Linked DNA regions of Mus musculus: region 1 is linked to region 2. Evidence: chromatin loops called from intact Hi-C (ENCODE). Cell type or tissue: left cerebral cortex. All regions are shown on one strand. Links, peaks and the distances in the headings refer to the core of each region. The heading gives the core; the rest is flanking DNA.

The links. A loop is a pair of places that touch in the nucleus more often than their neighbours do. Peaks named below come from ENCODE experiments on the same cell type or tissue, not always from the same donor. Only the 100,000 strongest peaks of a DNase experiment are listed, where the experiment ranks them.
Region 1: it touches region 2 in a loop (2.9-fold over the local background); 5 of 42 quality-filtered maps call a loop at or near these places.

What each region holds. Positions count from the first base shown.
Region 1 is chr19:36,554,540-36,564,162 of GRCm38, forward strand. Hectd2 (HECT domain E3 ubiquitin protein ligase 2) reads left to right here and starts at 100. Exons shown (of 21, transcript NM_172637.3): 1 at 100-376. The coding sequence starts at 245. In left cerebral cortex, for the core only: a CTCF peak has its summit at 5,849 (motif pointing left); DNase peaks (open chromatin) are centred at 5,801 and 6,837; H3K4me3 peaks cover 1,124 bases.
Region 2 is chr19:36,094,866-36,104,488 of GRCm38, forward strand. Rpp30 (ribonuclease P/MRP 30 subunit) reads left to right here. Exons shown (of 11, transcript NM_019428.3): 7 at 5,307-5,423; 8 at 5,944-5,973; 9 at 6,369-6,406; 10 at 6,956-7,035; 11 at 9,471-9,623. The coding sequence ends at 9,580. Among named protein-coding and RNA genes, the nearest start is that of Rpp30, 16 kb to the left of the region's middle. In left cerebral cortex, for the core only: no CTCF peak of the experiment used is centred there; a DNase peak (open chromatin) is centred at 4,283.

The DNA.
Region 1 (9,623 bases), core at 992-8,991, 460 kb after region 2:
AGGGCGCGAGCCGGGCGCACGCAGGGGGTGGGCGGCGGAGCCTGGCGGCCAGCCCGGGGGCGCGCGCACACGCGCGGGCGCGCGACGGGCCGCGGGCGCGCGCGGGGGCGGGGGCGGCGCGGCGGCGGCGGTTGGAAGGAGCCCTCTCGCGGCCGCGGCAGCAGCAGCAGCGCCCGCCCCGGCTGCAGTCCGGCCGCCGCTGCCGCCGCCGCCACCGCCTCGCGCCTCAGCCGCCCGGCCAGACATGAGTGAGGCGGCTCGGGATCTCTCGCCCGGAGCGCCGCCGGCGGTAGCCGCGGCCGCCCCGGAGGAGAGGAAGGGGAAAGAACCGGAGCGCGAGAAGCTGCCGCCCATCGTGACGGCCGGCGCAGCCGCGGTAGGTGCGGCGGGGGCCGGGGGGCGCCCTGGGCGGTGGGTTGAAGGCGGCCTGGAGAGGGGACAACAGGGAAGTTGCGCCTCGAGGGCAACGGCCATCACTTGGGAACCGCGCCTTCCACGCTCGGGGAGTGGGGTCCGCTGCCTGATGCTGGGTGTTTGCTTGTTTTCGGGGGGTCTGGCTCCCGACTTTCTGCTGAGGGTCGGCATCCTCTGTTGGATGAGCATGGGTGCCAGTTGGGCGTCAGGGAGGTTTTCCCTGAGTGGGAGAACCTGCCTGTGGGCGCCAAGGCAGCGCTTCCCTTCGCTTTTGCGGTCCTTTCTCCCCTCGGGTTGAACAGTCTCAGAGAGGAGTTTCCTCCTAATTCTGACCTTTCCGTTGCTATCCGGGTAGTGGGAGGCAGTTGCCTCCCTGGATGCTTTTATTTTTTTCATACGGTACTGACGTGTGATTTGAAGGAGCGAGGCTTTTTCTTCTTTTAAAACTCGGCTATCCAAGCTTAATAAGCGTGGTAATTTCCCAGCTGGATTTTGCAAGGGTTAATTTGGAAGGCGCTCTCAGCCTTCAAACTCCATACTGCCAAATGATGTCATGGGACATCATCCCCTCTCTCCCTTCCCCCTGTTTGTACTTAGTGGTTGGGAGTCTGGTTGCTTTATGATTAACTTCTGGTTTTGACATTTTTATTTGACATAGTATTTAAATACTTTGGGCAAGTTTGCTTTCAAGTATTTAAAGATTATGACTTGTCAACGCATCTGTACGTGACAAAATAGTAAAAGTTTGGGGAATATTATACATTTAAAAAAATTTCTACTTGCAATTAGTTTCTAGAAGCCGCCCTCCTAAATGACTAGGAACTTACTAAAATAGCTCACTCTTCTTTATAAAGTATTAGTATCAGAATAATGTTATGATTTGGTAGGTTTTTCAAAAATGTCTGAAGCCTGTAATAACTGGAAATTGTTAAAGACAACTCTTTTATCATAAGTCAGCACAGCAGATTTGGACAGCAATGACACACATTTTAAAAGGATAACTACAACTGATTGGTAAATTGCAGCTGTAGTTAGGAATTACCTTGGGAGATGCTTTGAAGCAATTTGTCATTCATATTGTAGTCTGTTGGTGCACAGGGTTTTCACAGCTTTTTATGTAGGACTTCTTAATGCCAATGTAGTTTGTTTGTTTCAAGTCTGGGTATGTGTCTAGTGTGTGTATACGTGTGAGTATGGGTATATGTGTATGGAGGTCACATATACATGTGACCTGGTGTTGGTTGTCACCCCATGCTTTGGCAGTTTTTTCCTAAGGTGGTTATTAAGAGGGAAAATGTAACATCTGCTTTTAGAAGCAATGTTATGAGTTTAGTGTCTAACAGCAAGTACCTTTCCCCAAATTATTTATATATAGTGAAGAATATATTATATATAGCAAATAATGTCTATTATTTATCAATATTATTTACATATAATTTCAGTGGAACTGAAAGAAAGGTTTGGAACTTAACAGAAGCTGATACAGTGTGGCTGGAAGTCTAACATTTGTTATCTGAAGCACATAGGTCTTAGTAATTTCAAGTTTTTCAGATTTTAAGAAAGTAATCCTTTTAAGTATTACCACATGTAATAACTACAGTGAAGTCCTGGCCAATTTCCTGGCATCAGTAGTATCTAAAACTGTAGCCAATGTATTGTTTGTTCTGTTCAGTGGAATAAGGTTAAAAACTCTTACTTGCCTTATGGCATTTCAAGGCACATCCACATTTGTGCTACCAAGTGAATTGCAAAGACACTCTTTTTCAGGATGTAGACTAGTCAAAGAGCCTATAGTTTAAGAATTTTTAAAAAATCTTTGAACATGGAGGATAAAAACAGTTTGGAATAGAAAACTTGGGATTCTGAGGCAGTTTCTGGTGGTGCCTTAAAATTTCTTTTGACCTTGATACTGCTGTTGGATTTTTCAATGGAAATTTTAAGAGGAAAATGCAAGTATGTATTGCATATTTTTCAAGAGGATTTTCAGAGCTGAAATTTTGAGGCATCATGATAAAAAGCCTAAGGAAAAAAAATGCTGACATCTGAAGATGAGGAAAGCCAGGGCATCTGGGATGACCGGATTCTCCAGTAGAGTGGGGAAGACTTGATGGAATGTGGTGGAAAGAGAAAGACAGTTTATTGCCTCCTAGTTTATTTCTGAACTCTGTAGGGCTTAAGCAGAACTCAAGGTTTGTTTAGTATCCTAATTGACATCAGGAACTTTGGGGACCCTTTTAGTGATTCTTCCTTTTTGCCCAAATTAATAGCTCCACCCTTCCAACTTGAGTTTATATTTCAATTCAAGTGGCCCTGTAATCATGTGGGGTTTTTTCCCTCAGAAAATTAGTGTGTCATGGTTATGACGGTGTAGAAACAAGTAAGAGTGACAGCTCACGAAAATAAAGAAGAGGTCAGATTATGCTGATCCTAATAAGGCCAAAAAATATAAGCTATATTCTGAATGTTTAAAGAGGGGTGCCATGATGGGAGAGAGAATGGTAGAAACTGTAAATTCTGATACTACCTCTATGCCAAATTCCATTCAGAAGATTCCTGACACAGGTCTCAAACGAGACTGACTGTAGAGTTACTTTGGTAGGATGTTGGTCCTGACTCACATCCCACCCTAAGATACCAGTTTTCAATCTGATGCACAGTAAAAATCAACTGGGAAGCACTATGACGGCCTAAATGCAAGCTTTTTTGTTTGTTTGGTTTTTGGTTTTTCGGGACAGGGTTTCTCTGTATAGCCCTGGCTTCCTGGAACTCACTCTGTAGACCAGGCTGGCCTCGAACTCAGAAATCCACCTGCCTCTGCCTCCCAAGTGCTGGGATTAAAGGCGTGCGCCACCATGCCCGGCCCAAATGCAAGCTTTTTAAATCAGAATTTCTGAGACTGGAGACATATTTTTCTTTTAACTTCTTGGTAAAACTAAGAGTGAACACTGATGCTGTAATGTACTGAATTAAAAGCTATGAGCACAGCTCAGCAATCTGTGTTTTAAAACTACACCCTCATCCCAAATCTGCTTAGCAATAGCTGTCAAAGTGGTTCTATGAAAGATGGGGTGCAGGGGTTAGTGAAAGGGATGGCTGTTTAAGTGTCTCAGTGAGAGATGCTCAAGAGGCCCCAGGTGATGGAAATTAGACATACTGAATTCACTAAGGCTGGCAGATTGAAATGGAGACAAATATGTAAATTAGTGATTTAATACAAATATTAGAAAAACATGGTAAATAAAGGAGAAAATACACAAAGGAGAGACAGAATTAACTGTGGCAAGTAGGGACGAGTTTTATTGCTTCCTTCAGTATTTAATGGGCTGAATGGGAAAGAGAGGTTCTCACTGGAATTGACTATACCAAGGAATTAAATAGATTCAAAAAAGATAAATTTTATATAACTAGGGAGGTGAAATCAGTTTAAACTGTGTGTGTGTACATGCGTGAGTGTGCATGTATGTGTGTGTACATGTGTATTTTGCTGAGGATCAAACTCAGGGCTTTGTGCACATGCATTCTATCACTGAGCTACATTTCCATCCCTAGTTTGGAATTCAAAGGGAAGCTTGCCCCCAAATAGAAGATGAGGAACTGTGCCAAGTAGGCAGTAGAAGCGTTTAAGAGAAAACACAAGGTGTGTGCAGAGGACAAGAGTGACAAGTTTGTGTTGTGTATGAATGGGCTTGCTGGAACCTCTGGACCATGATGGAGCTACCAGTCACTGAACATATGTTATGCTTAGCTTTGCACTAACTGGGGTAGAAACACAGACAAGGCTTAGCCAGAATGTCGCACCTCCGGTGATCTGGGGCTAATGGATAACAAGCAAATCAGTATGTAAAAGCCACAGTAATTCTAATGTTCCTAGTTATACAGGACCAGTTAGTTCTACTTTAAACAGTGGGAACTTAAAATTTTGAAAACAATTAGGGGAAAGGGAAAATTGGCTTTCTGTTTAATTGGCAAATGTTCAGGGGGGTGTGTAGTATGTTTTTGTTGGGATGTGTTACGTTGTATGTACATGTCTATGGACCAGAGTCCTTACAGAGTTTATACATGGTTCAGAAAAGATGGTTGGTAAAATCTTATCTCTTTTTGTTAATTGATCTCAATAAAAGCCCACTGGAACTCCCCCCCTCCCCAGAAAAAGCCACAATAAGCTACAGAAACAGTTTGCAATATGGAGATGATCAGTGTGTGCAGAGCCATGAAGAAAGGCCTTGAAGTAAAGGTAATTATTTAAGCTGGCTGGCCATTGAAGGAATGATAGAATCTGAACGAGCGAAAGGAATATGTAAACAGTGGGGAAAATAACTTGAGAGGCCTTAAAGAGAAAAATAAATTAAGTAACAATAAAACAAGCCCAATGGAAACTTGCCGAGGACTTGTGGGAGTTATGTAAGGATGCTCGAGGGCTGGAGAAGGTTGGACATTTCCACTGTGGTTAATGGGAAGCCTTTGGAATTCCTCGAATAGAGGAACAACATAATGAAGTTGTTGGTAGTGTGTAGTTAAACTGGAGGAAGTAGGAGGAAGAAAGTGAAGGAAGGAGGGTTGTGGTTCATGCTTGAGATGGTGAGCACACCCACTGGAGTGTTGACCACAGGATTAACTGTACAGAGTAGAAGAACCCACACAGTGTGGAACCTCGGCGACAGTAATGAAAGATAGAAGGATTAATACAGGGGAAAAAAGACAGTTCCAGAAAGAGTTTCTCAGGAGGAAGAAGAAGAGGAAGAAGAGAAGGAAGAGGATGGAAGGAAAAAGAAGGCAGAAAAAGGAGGAAGAGGAGGAAGAGGAGGAAGAAGAGGAAGAGGAAGCATATTAAAATAAAACAATCCAGCCAGTAACATTTTAAAAAAATGTTGTGTGTGTGTGTGTTTACCTAAACTCTGCACAGCTTAGCATTTTGAACAGTCTTATATATGTAACCTTTTGTGCATTTTGTCTATCATATTCTAAATGAGGTGATGTAGGGAGAGAATGAAAAAATAATAGTGAATGTATCTTACATAATTTAATAAACTAAGATTTTTTAAATACATATGACCTGATCTAGTGGTCCATGCTTCCAGCCTAGCACTTTTGGGAGATAAAGGTAGACCAGACTCTTGAGCTGTAGGACAGTCAAGACTACATAGTGAGTCAGTCTGTCAGTCAATCAGTCAGTCTGTCTGTCTCTCCTCTTTTTCAAAAAAGCATAGGTAAATAATATAACTGTTGAGTGCATATTGTGTACTATACATTTTTCATGTGTCATTTAGTCAGTTAATACAATAGAAAACCACACAACAACCTCGTGGATAGAGTGTTATCCCATCTTCTGGGACAGATGTGGGAATCAGATTTCTTGTATATTGCCAAAGGGTAAAATGATACTGAGCTGCAAAGGTTGTTTCAAAATTCTCTCCCCAATTCTGAGCGCTCTCTGGTGGCAAGATGTGGCACAAAGAGCCTCCACCTAAAGCAATAATCCCAATTTGAAAAAGAGGATGTGGTCCAGCAATATATTAATTCAATTTTTTCCAAATGTAGGAATATTATGTCAAATAAATATATTCTAGATATATGATCATTTGGTTTTAATGTTATGAATATGTAGTTTTAAGTTCTATATAAAGCAAAGCAATCTGATAAAGTAAAAATAACCTCTTAAAGAGAGATTAAAATAGTACTTAAAGAGTTTTCAGTTAAGAAAAGAAGGCTGGTAGCTATATAAATACATATTCTGGGTGTCTAATTTTGAGTGGATCATAAAGTCTCTCAACTCTTTTCTTTTCTTTTTTTTTCGGCTGCAAGGCCAGAATGCACATCTGTTTATTCTCCCATTCATGTTTAATTCAGGATTTAGAACACAAATAATTTGACTATATTTAGCAATTGGAGAAAAACATGCTTATAAATTGTGAACCAGAGAATGCCCCCAAAATGTCAACTGTGAGACCACTTTGCTATTTTTAATTCTTTGTCTATAAAATGAGGAAAACAATACTAATACCTACCTCACATAATAGATATGGAATCTAGAATAATGCACATGAAAAAGCTACATCTGTAGTGAGAAATTATAAGTCAGCCCTTGCTATTCCTATTATTTGGGCTTTTTTCTCACCAGCCCTCTGTATCAAGCCTCAAGACCTGTACCTGTCGCCTTTTCCGATCGAGCTCGTTCCAGTCTCGTTCCAGTCCACACAGAATTAAGGGTGCCTTGCACTCTGAACTCCTCAGTGTAAGAATTTAGATGAATTTCTTCTTGAAGAAGAAAAATAGCCCCATAGGGGAATATAGCCTAGTGTTATCAAAATTAGCAACTTCTCTGTTGCATTTTAAAATTAACTTGCTTATTTTTAGAGTTGAGAAGAAAAAGATCAACAGTGGATGAATGAGGAAGTGGGTGGAGCTGAGAAGACTCTGGGAAGCTTTGGTTTCTGTTTTTCACCTACTTATCTCTAGCATTACAGTCGTATGTATGGATTAAATTTTTGTTTTAAAATATTTTTCTGTCAAAAATGCACATGGTATGCACTCACTGATAAGTGGATATTAGCCCAAAAGCTCGGAGTACCCAAGATACAATTCACAGACCATGTGAAGCTCAAGAAGAAGGAAGACCAAAGTGTGGATACAAAGTCCTTCTTAGAAGGGGGAACAAAATACCCATGGGAGGAGTTACAGAGACAAAGTGTGGAGCAGAGAGTGAAGGATAGGCCATCCAGAGACTGCCCCACCTGGGGATCCATCCCATATATAGTTACCAAACCCAGACACTATTGTGGATGCCAACAAGTGCTTGCTGACAGGAGCCTGATTATAGCTGTCTCCTGAGAGGCTCTGCCAGAGCCTGACATATACAGAAGTGGATGCTTGGAGCCAAACATTGGACTAAGCACGGGGTCCCCAATGGAGAAGCTAGAGAAAGGACTGAAGGAGTTGAAAGGGTTTGCAACCCCATAGGAGAAACAACAGTATGAACCAACCAGTACCCCCAGAGGTCCCAGGAACTAAACCACCAAGCAAAGAGTACACATGGCTCTAGCTGCATATGTAGCAGAGGATGGCCTTGTTGATCATCAGTGGGAGGAGAGGCCCTTGGTCCTGTGAAGGCTCAATGCTCCTGTGTAGGGGAATGCCAGGCCAGGGAAGCAGGAGTGGGTGGGTTGGTGAGCAGGGGAAGGGGAGAGCACATAGGGGATAGGGGGTTTTCAGAGGGGAAACCAGGAAAGGGGATAACATTTGAAATGTAAATAAAGAAAATATCTAATAAAATTTTTTAATTAAAGAATAATTGAATTAAAAATATTTTTGTGTCTTTTATTCTATTATTTTATGTGTCTGCATTTGTACACCATTTATGTGCTCTCCTAAGGAGGTGGTAAGCCTCAATGTGGTGGTAGGAATCGGACCTGGGTCTTCAACAAGAACAACAAGTGCCCTTTGACCATTGAGCCAACTCTCCAGCACTGGATAAAATGTTTTATGGTGAGCCTTGTATAAATAACTAGTTGTTTTAAGTTGTTATCCCAACATTAAGAGAGATCAGTGTGGCACAGTTAAAATATTGTTTAGGATGAGTAGAGTTGTGCTGGGGGGCATGTAGCCCAATGGTAGAGCACTTTGCTAGCATGCACAAAATGATGTTCCATCCCCAGTACCAGGAGGGCAGGTGTGCAGATCACAGACTGGAATGAATACATTTGAATGTATGATTTAAATATAAAATTAATAGAAATTTTACTAATTAGGCTGAATTGAAAAATCATTCTTGAAGTTGTTATAAGAGGTACAGTAGTTAATTTGAAGTTAATTCATATGCTTTTATTAAAGAACAACATGATTCTTAATAATTAGATGTAGAATTATGACCTTATTCTAAAAGGAGTGTTTGGGTCTGGAGAGATGGCTCAGTGGTTAAGAGCACTTATTGCTCTTCCAGAGGACTGGAATTCATTTCCCAGCATCCAAGTCAGATGGCTCACAGTTTCCTATGACTCCAGCTCCAGAGGATCTGATGCTCTCTTCTTGTCTTGGTATACTTGCACAAATGTGTACACACCTATGCACAGAGGTACACACAAACCTAAAGCCTAAAAAAAGTATCTTGCTGAAGCTTCAGTGCTTGTGTGTGTGTGTGTGTGTGTGTGTGTGTGTGTGTGTGTGTGTTCTGAAGTGAATGAATATATCTCAGAGAGCCTTACTTTCTGATGGTCAGTGAACACTGGAGCTCAGTGCTTCAGTACTGATGGTCAGTTATCAGGTGTCTCTAGATTAATTGCATTAATTGACCTTTATAGTGGAAAATAATGTTATTTTGGGCTTAGAGTCTTGTTAAGATGAAAGTAAACTACCTTGTGCCAATTAGGTAATAATAAAAATTATTTCAAAGAATGTTATCTTTATTTCTTAGTATCCTTTAAAAGATATGGTTCATACTAAAATTTTACTTTGTGCTGATGCTATTTAGCTTAAGAAGAACGTTTACAACTTAAGAGTAGCTGACTCCATATTTTAAAGGAAGATTGTAAAATTAGTACTTTGGATCTAGCATCTTAGCTGTGGGAAAAGAGCATATTTTTGCCTGGTTTCAAGATCTGAAATAATTCTTCAACAGACTCTAAATGCACTTGAGGTCTTATGTCTCATATGATCCTGACTGGTAACTAGGAGAGTTTATTTTAGAAATTGACAAAGCAAGAGATCTTAAGGATTGCTTATTTTAATTTAAAACATAAAGACACTACTCATTTGACATAATAGCCTTTACTGAATACCTCAGGAAATCATTTATTCTTTTGTAAAAGTAGTTTTTATACTCATCATAGGTATAGGTAGTCCACCCTGATTCCTTGAGGCTGAAGGTTGGATTTTGTAGACACTAGAAATTCAATTTAAAATATTTTATTTCAGAGACTGTAAGATGGGGGGAGATGTTACCATCTTATAGCATTGTGTGATGGAACAGAGGCAATTATACCTTTATCAGGTATTGCGTTAGAGTGTAAACAGAAATGTCTATCTTCTAAAGCAGTTTTGGAGGATGGAGGATAATCAAAGTAAATTGTACTAAAATTTTGTATACAACAGAAATTGGCACTTAATGAAAACTGAATACCCCTTCTCTGGTGTATAAAAGAAAAATATGATTTAAGAAATTAGAAATTTGACTCAGATACTGTTCCTCAGTAAATTTTGAAAGTGGTAATTCAAAT
Region 2 (9,623 bases), core at 620-8,619:
GTAGACAGTGTAAAAAGCATTGAGGAACACCTCGATGTCTACCTCTGGCTCCCATACGTGGCACACATACACACACATGTGAGAGCACACACACAGGAAAGGAAAGCATCCTAGCTGAGTGTGTTGACACTCCAAGCTACTCAAGATTAAGCTAGAAGTTCAAGACCAGCAGCAGAGCACTTAGACCTTGTCCCAAAAAGCAAGGAAGGAGTCAGTTAACTATTGAGATGTATTTTGAAAAGCTTAGGAACTAAAATGTATGATAAATATTTCTCAAATCAATATTTAATAATGAGAGATACTTAAACGTCAGTATTAAGATGGAAAAGAAAAGGTAAAGACGCAGAAAGTCCTTGAGATACAAAATGAAATGGTGTGAAGTCAGCAGGGAGTGGTGAGTGAGATGACAGTGTGCACTGAAGCGCGCTGGCTCCCAGAAGAACTGTTACAACGGGGTAGCCAGGTCGGGGATATTTTTTTCTTCCTCTTGACATAGACTTTTTCCTCATTATCCTAATCTATAGTTTTCTCTTTTTCTTATACCTTCATCTTTTATCTGCCATATTGCCTTCTAAGTCTCACACCCAGCTCCAGCCCCTACCCCCACCCCCATTTCCATGATAGAAAGATAGCATTACCTCACACCAGTAACTGATCCGGTAGTTATGCGGTCAGTGCCTCTGGGAACTATTTACTTCGCTGGCCAAAACCTACAAGTATTGTTTAGCATAGTGACTTCCAGAACTCAGTTATCTTATCAAAAACTATTATCCAAAAAAAAGATTTAGCAAGCATTCCGAACCCCAGGTTAATTATGTCAGGAGTCAACTATTATTTCAAAGTGGACAGTTTCCTTACTACCTGTAGTAGAATCCTATCTTCTTCCCTTTTGTCTCCCTTTTCTCCTGTGGAATTTCTGCTTGATCCTGAGGATTAGCGACAACAGTGAGGGGAGTGAGTTGTCTGTTTGGTGTGGAAAATGTAAGATGACTTATGTTCTAACCCTAAGTGTATATGATAAGATGGGTTTTGAAAAGTGCCCAAAATGTATAGAGAAAACCATCCAACAGCTTCTCTGGCATGCTGCTGAGCCTGAACCCAACCAGGCTGGTGGTGGCACCTCTAAATACCCAGTCACCACTCCACGGAGTGGGGAATCTATGGTATGCAGCAGCTCACTTATCAAATGAAGGCCGCCAAGCCATCAAGCTTCCCTCACAGGCCTCAGACAGGTGCGCGTCCTGCCTGTCAGGTATGACCTCTGTGGTCCACACATGGGAGCAGCTCCCAAGAACTTGGGACTTAGCTACCGTTAGGTACAAAGGGTCCAAGTTTATGGTCATCTTACTGGCCTCATGTATTTAATTTTTCCTGTCTTCAAAAAGCAATCTCTGCCTTAAAAGTTGGCTCTACTCTTTTATCAGCCTCAGACTGCCAATGCTTTCCACAAAACAGCATTCCCAGAATTAAATAGTGCAGCCCACTGTGCATATTTTTTGATATATTTAACAATATTTTCACATTAATAACTAGGAGACCTATTTTCTAGACAATTTGCCTGAATGAGCTTATGCATAGTTTTGTGTCCTAGGCTGAGAAGAAACAGTGACGTGTAATAGTCAAAAGTATGGGAATGAGCAGTGCACAGTATGTAACCCCCGTGGCCAAGATGCATGTTGTGAGCCATTAGGTAGTTATCAGTGTTGGGCAGGCACATATGCGTGAGAGAAGCAGGGTGCTAGGGTGGCATGAGGAGAGTGACCCGTAAGGTAGGCACCAGGACACCGCCACCCGCCAGTTCTCCTTTGAAGTACAGAAAAGTTGCTGTTAAGTGCTTGATATTTCTGACATGATTCCTACCGACATTTTCAGTTTAAGAATTCTGGAAAATTTAAAAATTTGACAAGAGGGATATACAATATTTAATGGTATGATTCTGGTATGAACATTTTGCACGTGTTGTTTAATAAAAGCTAGATGGCGGTGTGGACAGAAAGGCTGCACAAGATTACATTTAGTCTTCATTTGGTATAGAAGCCTGCAGAAAGAGCAGTTCTGGAAGCAGAAAAGCCCCTATTCATTTGTTCATTAGAGAGAGAAAACTAGAAACGGGTACCTATATTTTCATTTGGGGCAGAATATATATATTTACATATTTTCTATAGGTGTGCCAAAACAGTAAGTACATCATGGTAAACTTGTGTGGTTCATGCACACCATACACACATTGAAAATTTAGTAAAACAACAATTGTCACTTAGCGATGGCCAGAAAATTGAGAAAAATAAAGGACAAAGCCAGGGTCCTGGCATTCTTTTCAGTAGCATGGGCCAAAAGACATTCCTTCCCTCCTTCAGTTTATATCAGTTATTTTCATTGCTCAAATGTCACAGAAGCAATGTCACAGAAGAAGGATTGTGGGGACACAGCCCACCATGGTTGGGATGGTGAGGCAGCAGCAGGCAGCTACTTGGTGACTGCAAGGCAACCGGAACATAGAGACAAGGGACAGGAGGCAGGGTGGTCTACAACCTCAGCAGCACACTTCCTGTAGATAAGCTCTACAGTGCCACCAACACATGGCCTTATGGGAGACATTACCCATTCCAAGGCCAGCATGGCTGAAATCAAGGTGTGAGCAGGCTGTGCTTTCTCCAGACACTACAAAGAGCCTTTATGTGAGTCGTCCTGGCTAGTAGTGATCTGTTGACCACAGTAGCGCCATTCTCTGTCTTTGTTGTAAACATGTTTCCCTTTGTGTACCTGACTATCGTATAAAAGCACCAGTCACCTCATTTGATCACACCTACACTGACCCTATCCCTAGTGAACATTACAGTCTGAGATACTTCAGGTTAGCAATGGAACATATCTGTTATGGATGGGGACACAGTTCAGCTCACAGTACCCAGCCATCCCACTCTAGTGTTTATCCTGCTGATAATTTGAAACAGCCCGTGTCTGTTAGTAAAGGCTTTCTAAACACTGTGCCTGTTACACCTCCATAAGTACTAGGCAGCTATAAAAGAAAACGGAACTTACAAGCTGATATGGAAAGGCCTTCAAATCAGGCAAGATAAGCCACGTTTTAGTTAGAAAAAAGAAAACATGACACGTATTCACAGTTGTTTATATTTATGTGACGAAACTGGAAGAACGTGGAAGAAATAAATGGAAGTGATTACAGCAGTGGTGGGGGGGCAAGGCAGTACCAGCAGATGCAAGGGGGACTCACTGTTTCCTTATGTGGCTTTGGTCAGTGAATTGGGAGATGATGAGACCTGAATGAATGATATGCTGGAAGGCTGTCTATCCTGAGTTCAGCGGAGGCCCTTCTTCTTAGGGCAAGCTGTCAGCATGCTACTTTGGAATAAACTATCAGTTTCCATTCTTCCTTCTCAAAAGCTTAGCTTAAGTTTTTAATACATGGAATTTTATTACTAGTATCTCCTGATCCAAGCGTCACATGCTGTCCTTGGTGACATCATTGTGACTGTTATTTCTTAGAAGAAGGAAAAAAAATTTAAAAGAAAAAAACCCTCATCATCTGCCTATTCAGGCACTTCTGTTCAGACATGAGAACAAAAGCCAATCAGGCAGGCACTGTCATTCTCTGTGAAGACATTATTATGAACAATCACATGATGAGCTTTCAGCAATTTACATAAAAATGCTCTCAGGAACAGGAGACCAGGTAATGACTGTATTTTTATTCATCTAAAATGGTAAAGTTTTATGAAAGAAATACTCAACAGCCTTCAATACAAGATTATCTTTAATTTCTTTCTCAAGAGTTTTCTTAGCAGTTTTAAAGTGAACCTGATTAATGTACCAAGACCAGAATCATATGTGAAAGAAAATAAGCCGGCATTTCTATCCTGTTTTCTCCATTCCTCTCTCTCAAAGGGAGTTTTTATTTTTCCTGTAATTCCCATACAAGTTGAAAAGTTTAAATTCACTCACCTAGAAGCACCCAGGGATATGATCATCCAGTGCCATATTGCTCACATCCTTTCTTCCTGCCATCCTCCCACTGCCCAGTGGTTTACGTCTGCAGCCAGAAGAGTAGGGAAATGTGAACTGAGCTCCTGTGTCTAATTCATTTTGGCAAAAGACATAGCTGAGGAGTCAGCTAGCAATGTTTTTCTTTACCTTCGGATTTCCTTCACCAAGTTCATCCCAGTTCCTAGATATTTCACAGTGAACGGTATCATGCGTGGCCTCGAGTTACAAGGAGGAGTTGTTATACCAGCTGTGAGAAGATGAAAGCTGGGCAAGGAAGTGAGGTGCCCGTGTAATTACAGTGCCAGATGGTTGCAGCAAATGCCATTCCTAGAAGGAATACAAGCCAGAGGATTCAAAGTGGAAAAAGATGTAGGAAAATCTACACGCTACTAGCCTTAAGACCAGAGGACAAAGTGAAAGAAAGGTGGGGGTGGAGCGTGGAAAAGGAAATGTCAAGGAAGGAGAACAGCTTTGTTGTATACCTCTAGGTGACTTCAGGCCTGCGAGATCAGTCCCTCGGGGACCGAGCAGTGAGATGCATAGAAGCTCACCTACAGAGACTGACACCGTCCTGCCTGGACGGGGCCAGTTGTCCTCCCCGTACTTATTCAGTGAGCCACTATAACCTACGTGACTTTAGCAAGTTCCTGTCTGATTCTTACCTCCATCTAAAACCCCCTCATGTTTCCCCTTGCTTTCAATGAACCTTAAACAATGTTAAATAGTGTGGGGTGAGGACGTGTCTGTGAATCTTGGCCACAGTGCTTATCTTAGTAGCACTGTTCTTCCCACATAGCATTCTGTTAGCCATGGCCGTCATTGTTCAGTTATTCATCTGTGTGTAGTAAATGACGTAGCTGTGAGGTTCCCCTCCCGCTCCTCCGGCCCTTCAGATCTTCATCTCCTTTCTTTCATTCCTGGGTCAAGTTGCTTGGCTCTCTGTTGGCTCAGATTCCCTGCATAGGGAAGCACACACATCCTTTTCTTCGGACCAGGTGAGCAGTAGCCCTGTGCACGTGCACACTGCACACACTTGGCTGTCTCTGCCTCTGCAGGTCCTGTTTGTGTAGGTAGCTTCCCAAACTGACATAAGCTCTGTCATGAAGTAGACCTTCATGTCTGTTTGCTCACTTTGGATAGGGGTGCAGAGCTGTGGGCCTGCCTTTGTTTAAGCCAGTCCCTTGCCATGTAGGAGACATGCACAGAGGGGGAGAAGGGAGGTGGAAAGAGACTTCAGAGGGAAGTAGGTAATGTACTTGTCTTTGACGGTTTATACTTTGTCTTCTTTATTTCTGGTAAAGGCAATTGAGCGAGGCCTGGGCTTTGAACTTGTCTATGGTCCTGCTATCAGAGATGCAACGATGAGAAGGTACACAATCTCCAATGCCCTCAATTTGATGCAGATCTGCAAAGGAAAGGTATAGTTCCAGCCCAGAGGATGCTTTCTGCTTCTGACAGTTTAGTAGTGTGTCCGTGCTGTCAACTGATTCCTTGCCTTAAGCAGAAAATTTTCAAAACACTAAATTCTTCAGTTTCAATGAGCTTTCCGAGATCTTGTAAAACCTCCCAAGGGCGGAGTAAGATAGGGAGGAAAGATGTGCCGAAAGCCTCTAGTTTTGATAAGGGATTTGTAGTTTGCCACAATGAAAAGACTTCTGTAGATAATAGTTGATTATCTCTGAGTGAATTAAAGTTACAGCTTTTAATTCGTCCTCACTAAGATTTACTTACAAAGTTTATTCTGCTTTTTTTAAATTGGCTGCCTTGAGTGAGAGCTTTCGATGCTTTCTCATTCGTTGTTTACCTTATCTTTTAAAAATAGAACTTGGTATTTCAGCCTTAAATGTTAGACAGAGTTGCTGATCATTTGTTCTATACAATTCTTCAATTATGTTATTAATTATCTAAGATTAATATTGCTCACTTTCTGTTTTATAGAATGTAATTCTGTCCAGTGCTGCAGAAAGGGTAAGCATAGATGGAATACTTTGTCCCAGCAGTTACAAAGCTTGGCTACACTTTTAGAACACCTGACAAGACAGTGAGATGAACTGCCTCTTAGTGCTTGTAACTGTTTGCCGATGGTAATTGCGAAATGTATCCCATTGATTTTGCCTTCGGGTTTTGCCTATGCATGTTTGTATTTGTGAATTAACTAGAATAAAGTGATTTTATTTTTCCCTTTACCTTGTAAACAACCCTTTATATGGTTTATTATATATTTTTAAAAACTTATCACAATTATAAGGATCTTAATTTATGAAATTTACTTATCTTTGGATACTTAGTTGTACTTATTATAAATAATTAAGATGTTAATAACATCTCATATCTCATTTTATTTTCTATTTTTCTCATTTTAGCCTTTGGAAATAAGAGGACCATATGACGTGGCAAACTTGTATCCTCTCAGTATTCTGTTTAAAACCTATGTTCCTATTGGGCATTGATCAGAAGACAACTTCAGGAAGTAGTTCTCTCCTTCTACCTTGCGGGTCTTGGGCATCCATCCAAGGCCACAGGTTGCCAACAGACACCCTTAAATGTTAAAACAGAGTTGCTGATCATTTGTTCTATACAATTCTTCTGAGCCATCACGTTGAACTAGAATTTTCCCTTAGAAAAATGTAATCAAAAGTGCTATTATAATTTAGCCTGGTGTTTTGTTATCATTTAGTTGTAAGTTTACTGACCAGCAGCCTCGGAAGTCAATAACAACTAGTTGTAGCTTTCTTCTTCTTCTCCTGGTGTTTGGATTAAGCAGCAGAAAAGAGAGACAAGGGACTGTACAGGACAAAACAGTTAATTGAGACTTCTTGGGTGCAGGTCTCAGGCAGGCTAAGTCTGTCTGCCACTGTGAGCAGGTGAGCTGCCCTTCGTTTGTGTTTGTGTTTGTGTTGTCTCATATCCTTGGCGGACTCTGGGTTGAAGTCCTTAATGACCCTATCAGAGGACTGCTGTTTGGGCTTTCTGAAAATGATGGCAAGGCTGCCGTGTCCACAAATTGCAGAGCTGTATTTCTCCATGGAGGTAAGCATGTTGTTATTTATAGTAAAATCAGAATGGTCTCGTTAGAGGCAGGTTATCATCAGATAATTGGCATATATGTGCTTTAACTATCCTTCCTACAGAGTTCTTATAAGGGTGTCTTCTCAACCAGTTCTAACCATATTCTGTTCCTTGCCCTCATTTCAGGCCTTCCTCTCTGTAGTGTGTGCATTGTATGTAGTGTGTGCATTGTATGTAGTGTGTGCATTGTATGTAGTGTGTGCATTGTATGTAGTTTGCATTACAGAATGACTGTTGAATGTGTTCTTTCAAACTACACACTGTCCCCAGCCCACATTTTCAGAGGCTTTTAACATCGCTCCTGCTTTTCTCTGGGTGGTCTTTCTCCCTGCTAAAATAAATAAGTTTCAGAAACAGGAGTGGGAATAGTAGTGTTAGTTTGACAGGATCTAGAACCATCCCGTTCCAGAATCACCTGTGAGGGGTTATCTAGATTCGGTAAGCCCCTGAGAATGTGAGTGTTTGGTTAGTGGATGTGAGAAGACCCTCTTCCTGGCTAGGGATCCTGGATTGAATAAACTAGAGAAAGCAAGCTGAGCACTGGCACTCAGACATGCGCTCCTCAGCTGGGAATAGGATGCAGCCAGCTGCTTCAGGCTCCTGTGCCCCTGAACTCCCTTCCAAGATGGACTCTACCCTTGCACTGTGAGCTGAAATAAACTGATTACTCTCTGGGTTGCTCTTATCAGAGTATTTTACACAGGAACAGAAAAGAAACGAAAACATCAAACCATTAAGTAAAAAAAAAAAAAAACCAGAAACGTCGATGGGCAGTGGTGGCACACGCCTTTAATCCCAGCACTTGGGAGGCAGAGGCAGGTGAATTTCTAAGTTCGAGGCCAACCTGGTCTACAGAGTGAGTTCCAGGACAGCCAGGGCTACACAGAGAAACCTTGTCTCAAAAAACAACAACAAAACAAAACAAAACAACCCAGAAACATCATTTTTTAAATCCACCTATCTAAACTCAGTCTATAACTTTTGTTTTTATTATAACTCAGAATGTTTCTTATTTTGGTTTACATGATCATGTATCTACGGTTACGTATTTTGGGTGTGTTTTTCCCAAGGGGTTGGGGGGCGTCATTGGTTATGTAAAAATATTATACTAGGTTACATAAGGCCATTTTTTGCAAGTCTAATAAATGTGCTCTGGGCACATGCCCTCCACCCTCCTTTCTCACCCCGTTAGTCTCTTGTGCATATTCCCTGCCACTCCACACCCCTTACAGCTATTAGTCCCCTTCATGCATACTAGTTACACTCCCCACACCCCGCAGATCCCAACTAGTCCTCTTGTGCAGGTTCCCTTCCTAACCTCAGACCAGTCCTTCTGTGCATACTCCCTCACACCACCTCCCATTAGTCCTCTTGCTCCTGAGACAGTTCGCTCCGACTCCTGGACTTCTTCCATGGTCTGCACATGTACGGTTTGTGTACCTGAGGGGAGTGTGAGGCCCACAATGAGGCAGAGCCCACTCCTCCTGCAGCTCTGCTCTTCCTTCCTCCTCACCACACCCTTCCTCCAGTGTCACTTTTCAGTGTGTTCCTTAGTTCATCAGGCGGTGATTGTCCTGTGTGCCTTCATTCTAATATGTCTATTTGTAATGTACTTACCCAGCATTTTGAATATTTAAAAACCACTGCTAAGGATTTTATATACTGCATATGACAGTGCCTGTCCTGTTAATATGTACTTAAAACAAATCTAAGTTGAAGTTCAACTCTACTGCCAAACTGACCGGAGCATACAAAGCAATCCCTCTTTTTCCCTTCATTATTAGCATACATAAAGGATTGGTAAACGTGAGCTTGATTCTGTGTTCTGCCAGCACACATGTTAGATGACTGCTGGACGTTGGTACATTGTACATTGGTAGCCTAGTGAGGGTGATGGTGTGTGCTGTAGAGTAAGCTCACCACAGCCCCTGCTGTGGGAGCAGTGCAGGCGACTCCTGCACCCGGGCCTGGGATTTCTCTTATGATCTTTTTACCATACATAAAGCAGATGCTAGACCAATGCTTATGGCTGGTTCTGACTGCATCAGATGGCATGGAGAGAGCAATGGAGAATCCCTGCTCTGCAGTTTATCTAAGAGGAAACCCTTAGGAACGAGCTAGCTGGTAAAATACTGACCATAAATGGCATCTGCACCCGTGAGAGCTCTCTGTGGTTTTCCTGTTTACCGGGCTATAGGCCAAAGAAAATGGGGTAATGCTGGCTAAACCAACACCTGTCATCTCTGCCCTTAGGAGGCTAAAGCAGGAGGGTCAGAGTTGGCTGGACCGCGTAAGGAGTTCAAGGCCAGCCTGGGCTACTTGGTGAGATCCTGTCTCAAGAAACAGAAACAAGTAAAACTGTTCTATCTTTATTCAATGTGGTTTCTATTTTACAGAAACTAGAAAAACTGCTTTTGGAATTATTTCTACAGTGAAGAAACCACGGCCATCAGAAGCAGATGATGAATCTCTTCCAGTGTGCAAGAAAGCTAAATGTGAGGGCTGAGACGAGTCCTGAGTCTCCACGCACTGCCTCCTCCCCTTCGTAG